5 separate regions of the Homo sapiens genome follow, and all the other regions are linked to region 3. Evidence: chromatin contacts called from ENCODE Hi-C or POLR2A ChIA-PET data. All regions are on one chromosome and are shown on one strand. The core of a region is the stretch at or near the end of the contact, and the rest is flanking DNA. Distances in the headings are between cores, read along the strand shown. Region 1 holds the start of REXO1 (RNA exonuclease 1 homolog). Region 2 holds the start of PCSK4 (proprotein convertase subtilisin/kexin type 4). Region 3 holds the start of NCLN (nicalin). Region 4 holds the start of FAM174C (family with sequence similarity 174 member C). Region 5 holds the start of FEM1A (fem-1 homolog A).

Region 1 (2,700 bases), core at 149-2,648, 1.3 Mb after region 3:
CAGGCTGGAGTGCAGTGGTGCAATCTTGGCTCACTGCAACCTCCGCTTCCCAGGTTCAAGTGATTCTCCTGCTTCAGCCTCCCAAGTAGTTGGGACTACAGGCGCCCGCCACCACGCCCAGCTAATTTTTGTATTTTTAATAGAGGTGGGGTTTCGCCATCTTGGCCAGGCTGGTCTCAAACTCCTGACCTCGGTTGATCTTCCCTCCTCGGCCTCCCAAAGAGCTGGGATTACAGGCGTGAGCCATCGCGCCCAGCTAATTTTTGTATTTTTAGTAGGACAGGGTTTTGCCATATTGGCCAAGCTGGTCTTGAAATCCTGGGCTCAAGTGATCCACCCGCCTCAGCCTCCCAGAGTGTTGGGATTACAGACATGAGCCACTGTGCCCGACCTAAGACTTTGCTTTCTATTCTTTTTGGGTGTATACCCAGGAATAGAGTTGCTCATAGGGTAATTCTGTTTAACTTTTTCCATCTCTACACAAAATACAAAAAATTAGCCAGGCATGATGGTGCACACCTGTGGTTTTAGCTACTCGGGAGGCTGAGGTGGGAGAATCACCTGAGCCAGGGAAGTCGAGGCTGCAGTGAGCCGTGATCGCACCACTGCTCTCCAGCCTGGGTGACAGAGCAAGACCCTGTCTCTTAAAAACAAACTTTTTGGGTTTTTTGTTTTACATAGCAGTGGCACTATTTTACAATCCCACCAAAATGCACCAGGTTAAACTTCCCATTAAGACGTGGGCCTACTCCACCAGACTACAGAGTTGCCCCATCCCAGCCTTGTTCCTCGTTTGTCTGTTAAAATGCACCCTCTAGCTGGTATACAGTAGGCGCTCAATATTTGTTGAACAAATGAGTGAACGTGGACCTGGTCATTAGACTGATGACAAGAGTCGAGGTTGGGGAGATTAAGGCGTTTCTTGAGAGCCAGCTGTATACCAGGGCGAGGGGATTTTTAAAGACTGTGAACGGAGTAATTCAACCATGAGTTTCACCTGGCCCAGGTTTAAGGCCACCTCCCCGCAGAACTCTCCTCGTCCAGCAGAGGGCGCCTTAAGGTGATATGCTAACGAAAGGAAATAATATGCAAATGAGTAATAGCGGGCCCCGCGGGGCTTTTTTGGTCAGGCGCGCCGTGGACAGCCCTGGCGCCGCAGGGGCCTGGGGCTCAAGATGGCGCCGCTACAGCCGCCGAAGGTCGGGCGGCGGCGCTGGCGAGGCTCCCGGAGACCGCAGGCAGGGCAGCCCCTGCCCTCCTTACTTCCTCCCGCGGCCGTCTGTCCCGGCCCAGGGGTCCGTCACCAGCCTTGGTCGCGCAGGAGCAGGCGTTTCTGAGCAGGCGCGCTGCGGGCAGCCCCTCCCGGGGTCCCTTGCGGCGGCGTCCCGAGGGCCTCCGGGGGCCTCGGAGCAAGATGGCGGCGGCGGGGTCCGTGAGGCGCGGGCGGCGGCGACCGCGGCGCCAGTGAGGGGGCCCTGGGGCCCGGGCGGCTCCGGGCCGGGGCCCCGCCGCGGGACGGACCATGCTACGCTCCACTGGCTTCTTCCGGGCCATTGACTGCCCCTATTGGTCTGGGGCGCCCGGGGGGCCCTGCCGGCGGCCCTACTGCCACTTCCGGCACCGCGGGGCCCGGGGCTCCGGCGCGCCCGGTGACGGCGGAGAGGCGCCCCCCGCAGCAGGTAATGCCCGCCCGCCTGCTTGCCTTGGGCTCGGCTCCCCTGCCCGGGTCTGGACCCCACCCCGGTCCCGCCCGGGGTCCCCGTTCTCGGCCCAGCCTCCTCCCCACACGTTCGCGGGCGACGGTTTTCCCAGTCGGGACCGGAACCACCCACCCTGGGACCCGGTGCAAAGCACTAGATGTCCCTAAGCCTTCGTCTTCACGAGTGTGAAATGTCAACTAGGAGGACGCGTCCTGCCAGGGCTGTCTAGAGGGCGGAGTGCGAGCGCATGTTGAGTACCGGGCACCGGGCCTGACACAAGGGGGCTCGGGAGACGGGCGCGGCCGGCGCTAGGCAGGTCCTGGACTCCTCCTGCCCCTGATTGGCGCCCGCCGCTTCCCGGACCCCATGTGCTTGTGGCCGCCCTTGTTTATTTCCATGACGTTTCCTCCGGCCGCGCCTCTGGCAGCGGCCACCTCAGTCTCCAGTCGTTGAGTTAGGATGGTCCGAGGATCGTCTCTTGTGTTTGTCGAGCCCTGTGTCCAGCATGACTGGCAGGGAGGAAGTCAAAGCTTACTCGAGTGGGCTCCGAGGAATTCCATGCTTTTGGTCGGGCAGAGGACGTTGGTGGACTCCACCTCACAGCGTCATGGTGGTTTTCATCGTCATGGCAGCGTTTCTTGGAGGAGATGTGGGATTTGGATTGGAGAAAAAGAGGGACATCGCAAGGAAAGTCGTGGAGGGAGGGTTATCGAGTGTGATGTCATTCAGACTCCCCTGTTACCTCTGTCCCTTGATAGTGGCTCTCTGCTTCACCCAGCCCCTGACTTCCTTCGTCCCAGATTTCCTCATTGGGCGTGAGTTTCAAGCACTGTTTTTACTTTAACCATGAAACAGTCTCAGCTCAGAACCTTTTCCTGCAAAAGAGAAACATCTTCTCTAGGATTTAAGAATAGGTTTATTTTCCTGTTTTGCCAGAAAAGGTAGCATTTTTTTCTGATTTCCCTGATAAGTGTGCTTGGGACACCTGCACCTGTGGGCG
Region 2 (2,700 bases), core at 78-2,577, 1.7 Mb after region 3:
TGGGGCCACTGGGCAACTGGAAGAACCGGACTTCGGCATGGCAGGCACCCAGCGCCCGGAAGGAGGCGTCGGGGGGCGGCCAGGGGCGGAAGCTAGAGAGGGGTGGCCCGGGAGCAGGGTCGCAGGGCGCGGGCAAGGGAAGGGCTGCGGGCGGACCTCGAGGTCCCAGTCACCTCGCGCGCTCCACCGGCCGGACCGGACCCCGTAGCCGGGGAAGGAGTCCGGTCTGCGACCCCCAGGCCCATGGCCTCGGTGTGCCCGTCGGCGAAACGGGCTAGCGCCGACGGCTCACCTGCAGCCAGATACCGCTTCTCCACCCCGGTCTTGGCCTCCAGCGCCCCCAGCACTTCGGTGACCAGGTTCCTTTGCTCCAGGAAGTGCTCCACGCGCTGCCTCAGGCCGTCCATGGCCCCGACGCGCCCGGGGTTGGCTGCTCGAGCTCGCCCGCGGACCAGGGCACCCACCCCGCTGCACGCGCACCGCTTTCCCGCAGCCTGAGCCGCGATGCTCCGGCCCCGCGCCGGTGTCCGCCCCCGGCCCCCCGCTAGGACCAATGGGAGGGCAGGGCGGACAAAGGAGGAGGGGCCTGCCCCGTCTCCCCCGCCGCATAGCCCTCCGCCACGGCCGCCGCTGCCCAGACCCCGCCGGGAGAGGGCGGGGCGCGGCGGCCCAGGGCACCGATTGGCCGGGCCGGAGCGAGACGTAGCTGATTGGAAGGGCGGTGTCAGAGGATGGGATTATTGGCTGAAGGGTGGAGCCAGGGCGAGGAGAGGCGTGGGGGGGCGGAACCGGGGGGAGGGGCTAAAGAAACATCCGAGCCGATTGGAGAAACGGGACGCGATTCATTGGCGAGACCAGTGGAGGGCGGGGCTGATCACAAAGGAGGCAGGGCGGAATGGTAGGGGCGGGAACGGGGCGAGGCTTATCGGAGGAGGCGGGATTACGCAAAAGAATGATTCTGATTAGGCCGGACAGGAGGCCGGGCTGATTCTCGAAGGAGGGGTGTGTTGGAAAGTGGGAGAGGTCAAACAAAGGGTAGGACGCGTTATCGCAACAGTGAACCCGCTTCTCTGGGTTAGTCTTGTCGTTGTACAAATGGGAAAACTGAGGCTCCCGAGGGTGTGGGTCTGCGGAAGACGGGCAGGCGTGCGTCCCTCTCCCGCTTCTGTTAGATCTTCGCGCCCCTCCTGGCTGAGTAGCCGCAAGGCCCCCTGGGAGTCGAAGCCTTCTGCGTTGCTATGGCGCCGGGGGCGGGTCGGACGCCTGGGCCCACTCGGCGGTTTGGCGGGAGGGAGGGGATTTGCGCAGGCCCCGCTCCCGCCCCGCCTCCATGCGGCCCGCCCCGATTGCGCTGTGGCTGCGCCTGGTCTTGGCCCTGGCCCTTGTCCGCCCCCGGGCTGTGGGGTGGGCCCCGGTCCGAGCCCCCATCTATGTCAGCAGCTGGGCCGTCCAGGTGTCCCAGGGTAACCGGGAGGTCGAGCGCCTGGCACGCAAATTCGGCTTCGTCAACCTGGGGCCGGTGGGTGGGACCGGGATAGACGGGAAGTGGGGGCTTGGAGGGGACTGAACAACCCTAGACCCCGACAAGGGGGAGGGAGCCCACAAGGTCTTCTAAATATCAAGAGTCCCAGCCCACCCCTGCCTCAGCCAAGCTCAGCTTCTGGGACTCCCAGAGAGCACCTGCTGGGGAAGGACAAAGAAGGGGGCTGTTACCGGCCCTCGGGGGCTTCAGCAGGGGAGCCGGGTCCCATCGGTGCGGCCGCTTCCCCACATCCCCAGATCTTCCCTGACGGGCAGTACTTTCACCTGCGGCACCGGGGCGTGGTCCAGCAGTCCCTGACCCCGCACTGGGGCCACCGCCTGCACCTGAAGAAAAACCCCAAGGTGAGCCTGGCCTGGAGGCCAACCCCCTGCCCGGGGTCTCAGCTGCCTCCTGGGGCCACCAGCCATCTTCTGTGGTTCTCGTGGTTGTTATGAACAGCTGTGTGCTTTCTGTGGCTCAGACCCGCCCGGGCCCCAAGTCTATACAGCAAGAGGAGGCAGGAAGACCCAGATACGGAAATCATGGCGCCTGCCAGGGCCTGGTACACAGTGGGCACCTCTTGTCCTCCCCCTCCCTCCTCTGGGCCCCAGGGGCTCTGGTAAGGAGGGACAGACGGCGTGACTTCCCCACCGTCTAGGTCATGGGATGGAGGGAAGGGGATTTTACGACACCGTAATGGGTTCCAAAGAGTAGGAGGCTTGGCCCGGCGCGGTGGCTCACGCCTGTAATCCCAGCACTTTGGGAGGCGGAGGCGGTCGGATCACAAGGTCAGGAAATCGAGACGAGATCCTAGCGAACACGGTGAAACCCTGTCTCTACTGAAAATACAAAAAAATTAGCCGGGCATGGTGGCAGGCGCCTGTAGTCCCAGCTATTCAGGAGGCTTAGGCAGGAGAATGGTGTGAACCCGGGAGGCGGAGCTTGCAGTGAGCCGAGATCGCGCCATTGCACTCCAGCCTGGGCGACAGAGCGAGACTCCGTCTCAAAAAAAAAAAAAAAAAAAGTAGGAGGCTTACAGTCACCCAGTGGCCCTCAGGACGCAGTGTCCAGGCGCTCAGAAAGGGGCCTGGGTCCCATCGGGCTGGGCCCTGTCTAGAAAATGCCTGGGATGTCAAGCTGAGGGGTTGGGATGGAGCCTGGGAAGCCCTCGGAGGCCA
Region 3 (2,700 bases), core at 132-2,631:
ACCAGGGACCAGGTTCTGGAATGTCAGGGACAGCTATAGCCAGGCAAAGACAAGGGGATGTGGAATGGTCTAGACACTGGGGTCAGGGCCACGACGGGAGGGGGCGAGGCTGTTGAGTGGGAGACTTGCAGAATGCAAGGGCAAGGGGGTGCGAATTTGGAAAGGGAAGAGGAAATCCTGGAAAGATGGAACAAGTGGGGTTCTGGGAAGTGGGTGTGAGGAGGCTGAGCTGAGGGCGTGGGTATGCATCAAAGGCGGGACAGAAAGGGGGTCAAAGGGAACCCCAGGCGAGTGGACTGAACTGGGGACGTGGGAGGAGACCAGGGAAGCTGGGCTAGCAGATTCTGAAACATGACTCACGAACTGGGACCAGAGAGCGTCAGGGGTCTGGGGACAAATGTGCCCTTGACGTGGGGGCCGGTGACTAGAGCGAGAAAATTCAGGGGAGTTGAATTTGGGCACTGGACAAAATGCACTTGGCACCCAGGGCCGTGGGAGGGGGTGGGGAATGCTGGACCACCGCGTCGGGTGGCTCAGCCTGGCAGAAATCAGTGCAGGGACCTTTAACTCCAAACGCAGTCAGCTAAAGGCGAGAGGCCTGGGAACACGGACGTGACCCAGTGAATCCAGAGACCAACCAGATGGTCTCCAGAACAGGACCCTGGGAGCTGGAGGTCAGGACGGGAGCGTCTGCTCAAGTGAGCCCGGACCAGGAAGCCTAAGGGGCGGAGGGGGCCCAGGAGGGAGAAACTCGGCAAGGCAGGCAGACGCCGGCCCAGCTGGGGACAGGAGAGAGGGGACTTAGGGCTCCAGGGACGCGGGACGCTTGGCCCGGCCATGGGTTCCGGGGCAGGGAGACCTAGGCAGGGGCCGGGGGCTGTGGGAGCGAGCGCGGGGGGTCCCTGGGCGCTAGGCAAGGAGAGCAGGGATTCCAGGGCGCCCGGGGGTCCAGGGCGGCAGGGCTCTGCCTCGCCTGGGGCCTGAGCATGGGTCGGGCAGCCCAGGCCGGAGCTAGGGATCGGCCTGGGGATCGCCGGGCCGGAGTGGCGTGGCCGGGGAGCCCGGGGAGCCCCGAGGGTGGGCCGGGGACACGCACCGTAGGGCTGGCCCTGCAGGTCGTACTGCTGCATGCGGTACACGGTGAACTCGTGCGCGGCGTCGGCGGCAGGCAGCGGCGGCGCCACCAGCAGCAGCACAGCGGGCAGGAAGACGATGAAGCCGAGCGGCAGACAAGACGCCTTCAGCATGTTCTCCAGCACCTCGCCCGCTTCCTCCAGCATCCTGGCCGGCGGCGGGGCCGCGCGGGGCGGCAGCTGGGACGGGACGGCGGCGGCGGCGGCTCCCGCGGACTCACCTCGGCATGGGTAGCCGCCGGGGTCCTGCGGGCGCCGCGCGGGGCAGCCCGCACTCGCCCTGAGGTCCTGTGGGCACCGCGGCGAACCGCCCCGCCAGCCGCGCTGCCTGTCGGGAATTGTAGTCCGTCCGTCCGGCGCTCGCGGAGCCCTGTGGGAGTTGTAGGCCCACTCTGGAACTCCCGGAAGGTGCGGCAGGCTGTTCGGCTAATACCGTTGAGGTTTCACATAAACTCCAAGTCATAAAATGCAATAAAATGCTTTAAAAAACTATTTCGCGATATCACTTTCTTAACCTTGTCTTTGGCGTTGGGGGAGCTAGGGTGAGGGGCGAAAGGTGGGGACAGGACGTGACCTTGCGACCTGGAAGGAAGTTGGGGATAAAGAGAAAAGGAAGTGCCTGCCTGGCGCGCTAGGTCTTCTGGGAGTTGTAGTCCCGTCAAACACACAAAGGGTCACGGGAACTGTAGTCGTCCTGGCAGAAATTGCTGAGAAAAACAAAAATCACTTAAAACTCCCGAGGATGTAGATGTCAAACTCCACGAAGGCAAAAACTTTTGTCTGTTTTGTGCATATGATGTATCCCCGGCATCTAGCACAAGACCTGGCGCACGGCGGGTGGCCTATACCATTTTTGAATGAATGAATGAAAAATAGAAAGTCATGATAGTCAGTTCCTAAGGGAGGCCGCAGTGGGTTGTGGGACTTGTAGTCTGGAACCTGCGGTTTGTGCAGGGGTCGGTGGCAGGTATTTATATTTATCTTTATTCATATTTGGGGCATACTTATACTAAAAAAGTATTTGTTGTTCATCAGAAATTTAAAGTTAAAACCCAGTGTCTCAGGGCTGGAGGTACCTAAGGAACGTCCCTTTGTACAGATGGGGAGACTGAGCCCCAGGGTGCAGCAGACAGTAGCCCTGGCTCTCAGCACGTTATCATCCCAGGCTCCGTACAGCTGCCTAAGGAGTCAGGGCTTCCTTTCTGTCCCAAGTGAGAAGTGGCATTGGTGCCGATTAAGAGCCTGGGCTCAAATCCCAACTCCTCCATTTCCCAGCTGTGTGGCTTTGGGCAAGTCGCTTCACCTCTCAGAGTCTCAGTTTCCTCAGATATAATGATAAAGAATCAAGCACTCTCCCTGCCAGCAGCATGTGAGAATTCTGTTTGTTTGTTTGTTTGTTTGTTTGTTTTTGAGATGTAGTCTCTGTCACCTAGGCTGGAGTGCAGTGGCTTGATCTCAGCTCACCGCAACCTCCACCTCCTGGGTTCAAGCAATTCCTGTGTCTCAGCCTCCTGAGTAGCTGTAAATTACAGGCGTGAGCTACCGCGCCCGGCTAGAAAGGGAGTTT
Region 4 (2,700 bases), core at 35-2,534, 1.9 Mb after region 3:
CAGCCCGGGAGGCAGGGAGGGCGCGGCATACAGGCAGGGGAGAGCGCGCAGCAGGTGCTTCCACAGGAAGAGGTGTGGAGCACAGGGGAGGCTCTGCACAGGGCCCATAAAAAGCAGCATGGCGGAGTGCAGGTGCTCACATCTATAATGCCAGCACTTTGGGAGGCCAACGAAAAAGGATCACTTGAGCCCAGGAGTTCAGACCAGCGCGGGTAACATGGCGAGACCCCATCGCTACAATAAAAACTTATAAAAAATAAAAAGCGGCTTGACTTTGCCAGGGTGGTGATGGGGAGGGATAAGGTCCTCGCTGTGTCTCTCCCACCCGGGAGAAGCAGCCACACTGGGTAGTCAGGAGCCCAGAGGAGACTGGAGCCACAGGCCAGGGAAGCCGGGGTGGCCTGAACACGCAGAAGCCCCTCCTGCCCAGGGGCTGCCTACAGCTGGAGACCCCCGCGAGGGTCTGGGGACGCAGCTGCACCTCCCGGGCTGTGGGAGCACCCAAGGCGGGCACGTGGCCGACCCTGGCGACGAACCAGCTTCAGTGGGTAGAAGCAGAAAGGAAAATATCGGGACCCCACGGAAAGGCCTGGCGGCAGGCGGGAAGATGAGAACGAGGACGGGCATCCGGCGACAAGGAGCCAAGGAGGCCCCCTCGCCCCGCCAGGGCCTGACCCCTGCCCGGCATGCTCCGGCTTCAGTGGCCCCACCTGGGAAACGGGCAGCGTCACCCCCGAGTTAAGAGGCGGCGCGCTGGGCACCTCCAACCCCAGGCGCAGGCTGGAGAGCGGGTGAGTCCCGTGGCCCCTGCACCGCCCACACCACGTGACGACCCCGCACAGCACCGCCCACGCCCACTCCAACAGGGAGAGAGGGAGGGAGGGAGGGAGGGAGGGGAGGACCCCGCGGCCCGGCACGTGACGCACTAGGCGCGCGCTAATTGGCCAAGGCTGAGAGACGGCGCCCACGTGCGCCTGACGCACCTAAACGCCCGGATCAGGAAGTAGAGCGCGGTCAGGCCGCAGAAGCCCAGGATCACGTAGAAGGAGCGCGTCAGCGCCGAGCCCGACGCCCCCGGCGGACGCGTGTGCGTGCTGTTGTGTGGCGCGCCCGGCTGGCTCCCGTTCGTCACGGCCGGCGGCGGCGACAACGTGACCTGCGCGGGGCGCAGCGGCGAGGCCTCTTCGGCACCGCACGGCAGCGCCGCCAGCAGCAGCGCCAGCAGGAGCAGCAGCAGCGGCGGCTGCAGCACGCGCGGCCCCATGGCCCGGCGGAAGCGGTGGCGGCGCCCCGCCCCTATGCGCGCTGTCAGTCAGGCGCGCGGAGGTGATGCCAGCCAATGGGGCGCGGAGGCGGAGCTTGACGCCGGGCCCCGCCTCCGCCTGGTGAGCCCCGGCGCTACCCACAGTGCCCCGCGCGCCCGCCGCGGAACTTGCTTCGTCGAACCGCTCCAAGGGATCAGGACGGAGGCCCGGAGCCCGCCCGTGGGAGTCCCGGCAAGGCGCAGCCGGCAGAGCCCAGAACTGCCAGCCCAGCGTGGGGGGTCGCGGCTTCCGAGGAAATCGGGCTGGCAGCGGGGAGACGGGGCGGACCCCGACTTCAGGACCTCGGGCCGCTCATTCCCACCCACTTCGGGGCGACCCCCGCCACTCCTGCCCCGGCCTCACGGACACTGAGAACGCGTCGGCCACGTCCAGGGCCCAGGAAGGTGGCGCCCCGCTCCCAAGCCTGCTACAGGGAACCCGGGACTCGGCCCAAGACGGGGCCTGACAGCGGCTGCGCGGCCGCCGCTCCCTCGAAGCCGAGTGCGCCTCAGATCCCGCGAGACTGGAGTCTCCGCGCTGCGAACCCCCTCAGTGGCGAGCCCCCCGCGGTCACTGCTCGGACAATGACCCTTGCAGTCTTCCCTGTCGGGTCCTACTCGTGCGCTGAACCGAGGTCCGCAGGCTTTTCTTCCAGTGGCCCCGCTCCGCCGACAGACCCCCCTGAACCACAGACTCGGCTTTCTGGGTGCACACGTGGCCCTTTATTCGAATCCGACTTTCACAGGGCTCCACATCGTTGTGGGCAAGGACTGGCCGCCCCGTAAGCTGCCGGCGCACCGCAGCCCGTGCTCCAGGAGAGACTCGAGGCCCTGAGCCCGCACCTCACTGGCGAAGCGCCTCCTGGAAGGAGGAGGAAGGGAGGGAGAACAGGCGCGGGCTCCAGGCGGGGGACCCGGCGCTCCCGGGAGGCGCTGCCCTGCACCCAACACACACCGAAAGGCGCCCGCCATGGGGCCATAGGTGCGGGAGAGCAGGACTCACTGAAACGCCCAGGTGCCGCCCGGGACAGGGCTCAGCGCCACATGCCACTCTTCCCGAAAGCACTTACAGGGGACAAGCCTCCTGGGCAAGCGGCTGCCTCCAGCTCTTGTTCCAGGTGAAGTCCCTCCTGGGACAGTGACCCCAGAGGTCATCGCTGCTCTCAGGCCACCCTTCCCCGAGTCCTGGCCGGGCCCCTTCAACCTGCCAAAGCAAAGCAGCGTTACTCCCAACGTCCTCCACAGGGCTCACAGCTGCCCCTCCCGGCCTCCCCGGAAACAGCCACAGCCCCTAGGAAGGTCTCAGGCTAGTCAGGGGGCTGTGACCTCAGGCTCCGTCACAGGCCAGCATGCCCAGGGCGGGTCTGCACCTTGGCGCAGCTGGAGCCAGCTACCCG
Region 5 (2,700 bases), core at 81-2,580, 1.6 Mb before region 3:
CGAGTCGGCGTACACGGCACCCCTGTAACGGATGTAATAGGAAGTGTCCGGGTGCGAGGGACCGAGGATGCGCTCCCGGATCAACAGGGCCTGCATGCGCATCTCATCCGGGTCGGTGATCAGCGCCTCCAGCTCCTCGGTGGTGTTGACCTCCCTGGAATAGTCATAGGCCAGGACCAGCTGTGGGGGCTCCGGTTTGGGCAGGTACTCGCCCCCCTGGTGACGCAGCTCCATGGCCCGCCTCCAGTGTTTAAGGGCCCCAAGCAGATCTCGTTTCTTATCCACATACGTAGCTCCCAGCAATTCCAAGGCTTCCACGGCAGCTTCCCGGCTGGTGGGACAGCAGCTTTCGTAAGATTCCCCGTTCAGTGGTTCCTCTGGGGAGGAGCTGCAGCACGGAGCCCCCTGAGGCTGCGCACACCCCTGGCTGGTGGAGGGGTCTTCTTGGGGCAGCCCAGGCTGAGCCTCTCCCCCTGCGACCTGCTCCTGGCCGGGCTGCTCCTGGATGAGGTACTCCACGATGTTGGTGTGGCCCGTCACGCTGGCCGCGAGCAGCGGGGTCATGCCGTAGCCGTCACGTTCCATGCGGGCCTTGCACCCCAGCAGCAGCTGCAGGATCTCCAGGCTGCCGGACTCGGCGCAGTCATGCAGGGCCGTGTTGCCCTTGGCGCTGCGCCGGTTCACCTGGGCGCCCTGCTCCAGCAGGTAGCGGGCGATCTCACGGTGGCCCTTGTAGCACGAGATCATGAGGCACGTGTGGCCGTGCCGGTTGGCCACCTCCAGGTCGGCCTGGTGCTCGCCGACCAGGTAGCGCACCACCTCCAGGTGGCCGTCGAAGCAGGCGGCGCGGAGAGGCGTGGAGTTGGTGCGCGTGGTGCGGTTCACCGAGGCCCCGCGGCGCAGCAGGCTCCGCACCACGTCCAGGTGGCCGGCTGCGGAGGCGGCCCACAGCGGCGGCGCGCCCTCGATGGTCTCGCCATCGAAGTGCACCGAGCCACCGGCCTCCACGCTCGCGCCGCACCGGTCCACCAGGTACTCCACCACGTCCAGGTGGCCGTAGCGGGCGGCGATGAGTAGCGGCGTTCCCCCGCCGGCCACCTCGCCCGTCAGCTCGTCCAGTTCCTCCCGGCTCCGGCCGCTGAGCAGCTTCTGGAGCAGCTGCAGCTTGCCATCACGGGCGGCGTTGTACACGGCGGTGCGGAGGTCCATGGTTCGGGCCTCCGCCAGGCCATGGGCCGGCCGCCGGGGGACGGGGAGACGGAGGATCAGAGCCCGGACGGGCGGGAGGCAACCTTCACCGTCCCCCTCGCCGCCATCTTAGGGTCTCCTCGGGCGGAACAAAATGGCTGCCGCGACCCGACGGATGGCAGCACGCCGGGAAATGGAGTCCTTTGCGCGGGCCCACTCCATAGAACAGAAAAGGAATCTTGGGGGCTCAAGACTACACTTCCCCAAAGGCCACAGGACAGCCCCTGAGAGCTGTGAGCGCGCGGCATGGTGGGAATTGGCGTTCCAGTCGCAGCGCATGGCATCGGAAGCTAGCAATTTGAGGACTACAATTCCCGTCATGCAGCGTCACACGACCTAGCTTGTGGGAACCGGCGAAATTTGGTGACGTACTTCCCGTGGCTATCTCTGCGTCAGAGCGTATAGAAAAAGCAGGCGCGATACCCTTAAGGACTACATTTCCCAAAAGGGATCACGAGCGACTCTGAGCCAATCAGGACCGAGACCGAAGGCTAAAAGCGACTAGAGGGGACGCGTCTGTTTTGGGCTTGGAGCACGGGCAAGCGGCCCACCGGCAGGGGGCGCCCGGAGGAGGCCGAAAAGCTGGACGGGGCGAAAACGTTTTGAGCTGGGAGAACGGTAAAAAATGACGCGCTCACTTCTTATTCTCACATTCATATATTCATTTATTCATTTACATACATTTATGTATATTCTAGTATGTGTCAGAATTTCCTTCTTTTATTTACGTATTTATTTTTATTTATTTCTTTCAATAACTTTGTGGGGTTTTTTGGTTTTGGTTTTTGTTTTTGAGACAGCGTCTCGCTCTTGTTGCCTAGGCTGGAGGGCAATGCCGCAATCTCGGCTCACTGCAACCTCTGCCTCCCGGGTTCAAGTGATTCTCGTGCCTCAGCCTCCCGAGTAGCTGGGACTACAGACATCCACCACCACGCCCGGCTAATTTTTGTATTTTTGGTAGAGACGGGTTTCGCCATGTTGGCCAGGATGGTCTCGAACTCCTGACCTTGGGAGATCCGCCCGCCTCAGCCTCCCAAAGTGCTAGAATTACAGGCGTGAGCCACTATGCCCGGCCTGACGTGCTGACTTCAATTCCTTTGGATAAAGACCCAGAAGTGGGATTCCTGGATCACCTGGTAGTTTTATTTTTAAATTTTTCTTTGGAACTTCCATACCATTTTCTATAATGGCTATACTAATTAAAATTACCATCAGTAGTGTATAAGTGTTCTCTTCAAATCCTTGCCAACGTTTGTTACCTTTCGTCTTTTTGATGATAGCTATTCTAGCAGTTGTAAGGTGATCCATTCCCTGGCATTTTTTGACAACAATGAATTATATTATGAAAAAGAAATCTTTGGTGACCCGAATTCTTTATTTTTAAAGTTTATTCGAGGTGTAATATATATACAATAAAATGCATTTTTAATAAAGAGGACAGGTTTGGCCGGG

Evidence for each region. A loop is a pair of places that touch in the nucleus more often than their neighbours do. ChIA-PET counts read pairs that join two places held with the same protein, here RNA polymerase II (POLR2A). Pooled maps may share reads with other maps.
Region 1: a loop to region 3 is called in a map of dorsolateral prefrontal cortex, with 5 times the contacts of the local background. The contact joins the promoter of REXO1 here to the promoter of NCLN in region 3. A Hi-C loop is called at or near these places in 1 of 168 maps with a recorded cell type or tissue (dorsolateral prefrontal cortex), 1 of 37 single-sample maps with no recorded cell type and 10 of 50 pooled maps.
Region 2: a pooled map shows a loop between it and region 3 (13-fold over the local background). The contact joins the promoter of PCSK4 here to the promoter of NCLN in region 3. A Hi-C loop is called at or near these places in 4 of 50 pooled maps. POLR2A ChIA-PET finds 5 or more read pairs at or near these places in 2 of 52 experiments (HEK293 and naive thymus-derived CD8-positive, alpha-beta T cell).
Region 4: a loop to region 3 is called in a pooled map, with 14 times the contacts of the local background. The contact joins the promoter of FAM174C here to the promoter of NCLN in region 3. A Hi-C loop is called at or near these places in 1 of 37 single-sample maps with no recorded cell type and 6 of 50 pooled maps.
Region 5: a map of B cell shows a loop between it and region 3 (12-fold over the local background). The contact joins the promoter of FEM1A here to the promoter of NCLN in region 3. A Hi-C loop is called at or near these places in 2 of 168 maps with a recorded cell type or tissue (B cell and naive thymus-derived CD4-positive, alpha-beta T cell) and 7 of 50 pooled maps. POLR2A ChIA-PET finds 5 or more read pairs at or near these places in 1 of 52 experiments (SK-N-SH).

The regions. Positions count from the first base shown.
Region 1 is chr19:1,847,181-1,849,880 of GRCh38, reverse strand. REXO1 (RNA exonuclease 1 homolog) reads left to right here and starts at 1,398. Exons shown (of 16, transcript NM_020695.4): 1 at 1,398-1,679. The coding sequence starts at 1,523. RefSeq lists enhancers at 931-1,010, 1,031-1,180 and a silencer at 1,201-1,670.
Region 2 is chr19:1,488,977-1,491,676 of GRCh38, reverse strand. PCSK4 (proprotein convertase subtilisin/kexin type 4) reads left to right here and starts at 1,327. Exons shown (of 15, transcript NM_017573.5): 1 at 1,327-1,519; 2 at 1,780-1,884. The coding sequence starts at 1,331. REEP6 (receptor accessory protein 6) reads right to left here and starts at 496. Exons shown (of 5, transcript NM_138393.4): 1 at 293-496. The coding sequence starts at 407. RefSeq lists silencers at 248-367, 398-937, 1,158-1,587.
Region 3 is chr19:3,184,611-3,187,310 of GRCh38, reverse strand. It overlaps NCLN (nicalin), which reads right to left and starts at 1,381. Exons shown (of 15, transcript NM_020170.4): 1 at 1,097-1,381. The coding sequence starts at 1,280. RefSeq lists a silencer at 895-1,464 and enhancers at 1,975-2,114, 1,421-2,303.
Region 4 is chr19:1,274,114-1,276,813 of GRCh38, reverse strand. FAM174C (family with sequence similarity 174 member C) reads right to left here and starts at 1,284. Exons shown (of 3, transcript NM_017914.4): 1 at 984-1,284. The coding sequence starts at 1,264. It overlaps CIRBP (cold inducible RNA binding protein), which reads right to left. Exons shown (of 6, transcript NM_001300829.2): 6 at 2,004-2,700. RefSeq lists an enhancer at 175-254 and silencers at 815-884, 1,215-1,584, 1,595-1,654, 1,553-1,777.
Region 5 is chr19:4,790,364-4,793,063 of GRCh38, reverse strand. FEM1A (fem-1 homolog A) reads right to left here and starts at 1,330. Exons shown (of 1, transcript NM_018708.3): 1 at 1-1,330. The coding sequence starts at 1,209. It overlaps LOC124904620 (a long non-coding RNA gene), which reads left to right and starts at 1,772. Exons shown (of 2, transcript XR_007067103.1): 1 at 1,772-1,866. RefSeq lists enhancers at 1-362, 650-709, 363-1,019, 1,240-1,509, 1,020-1,677.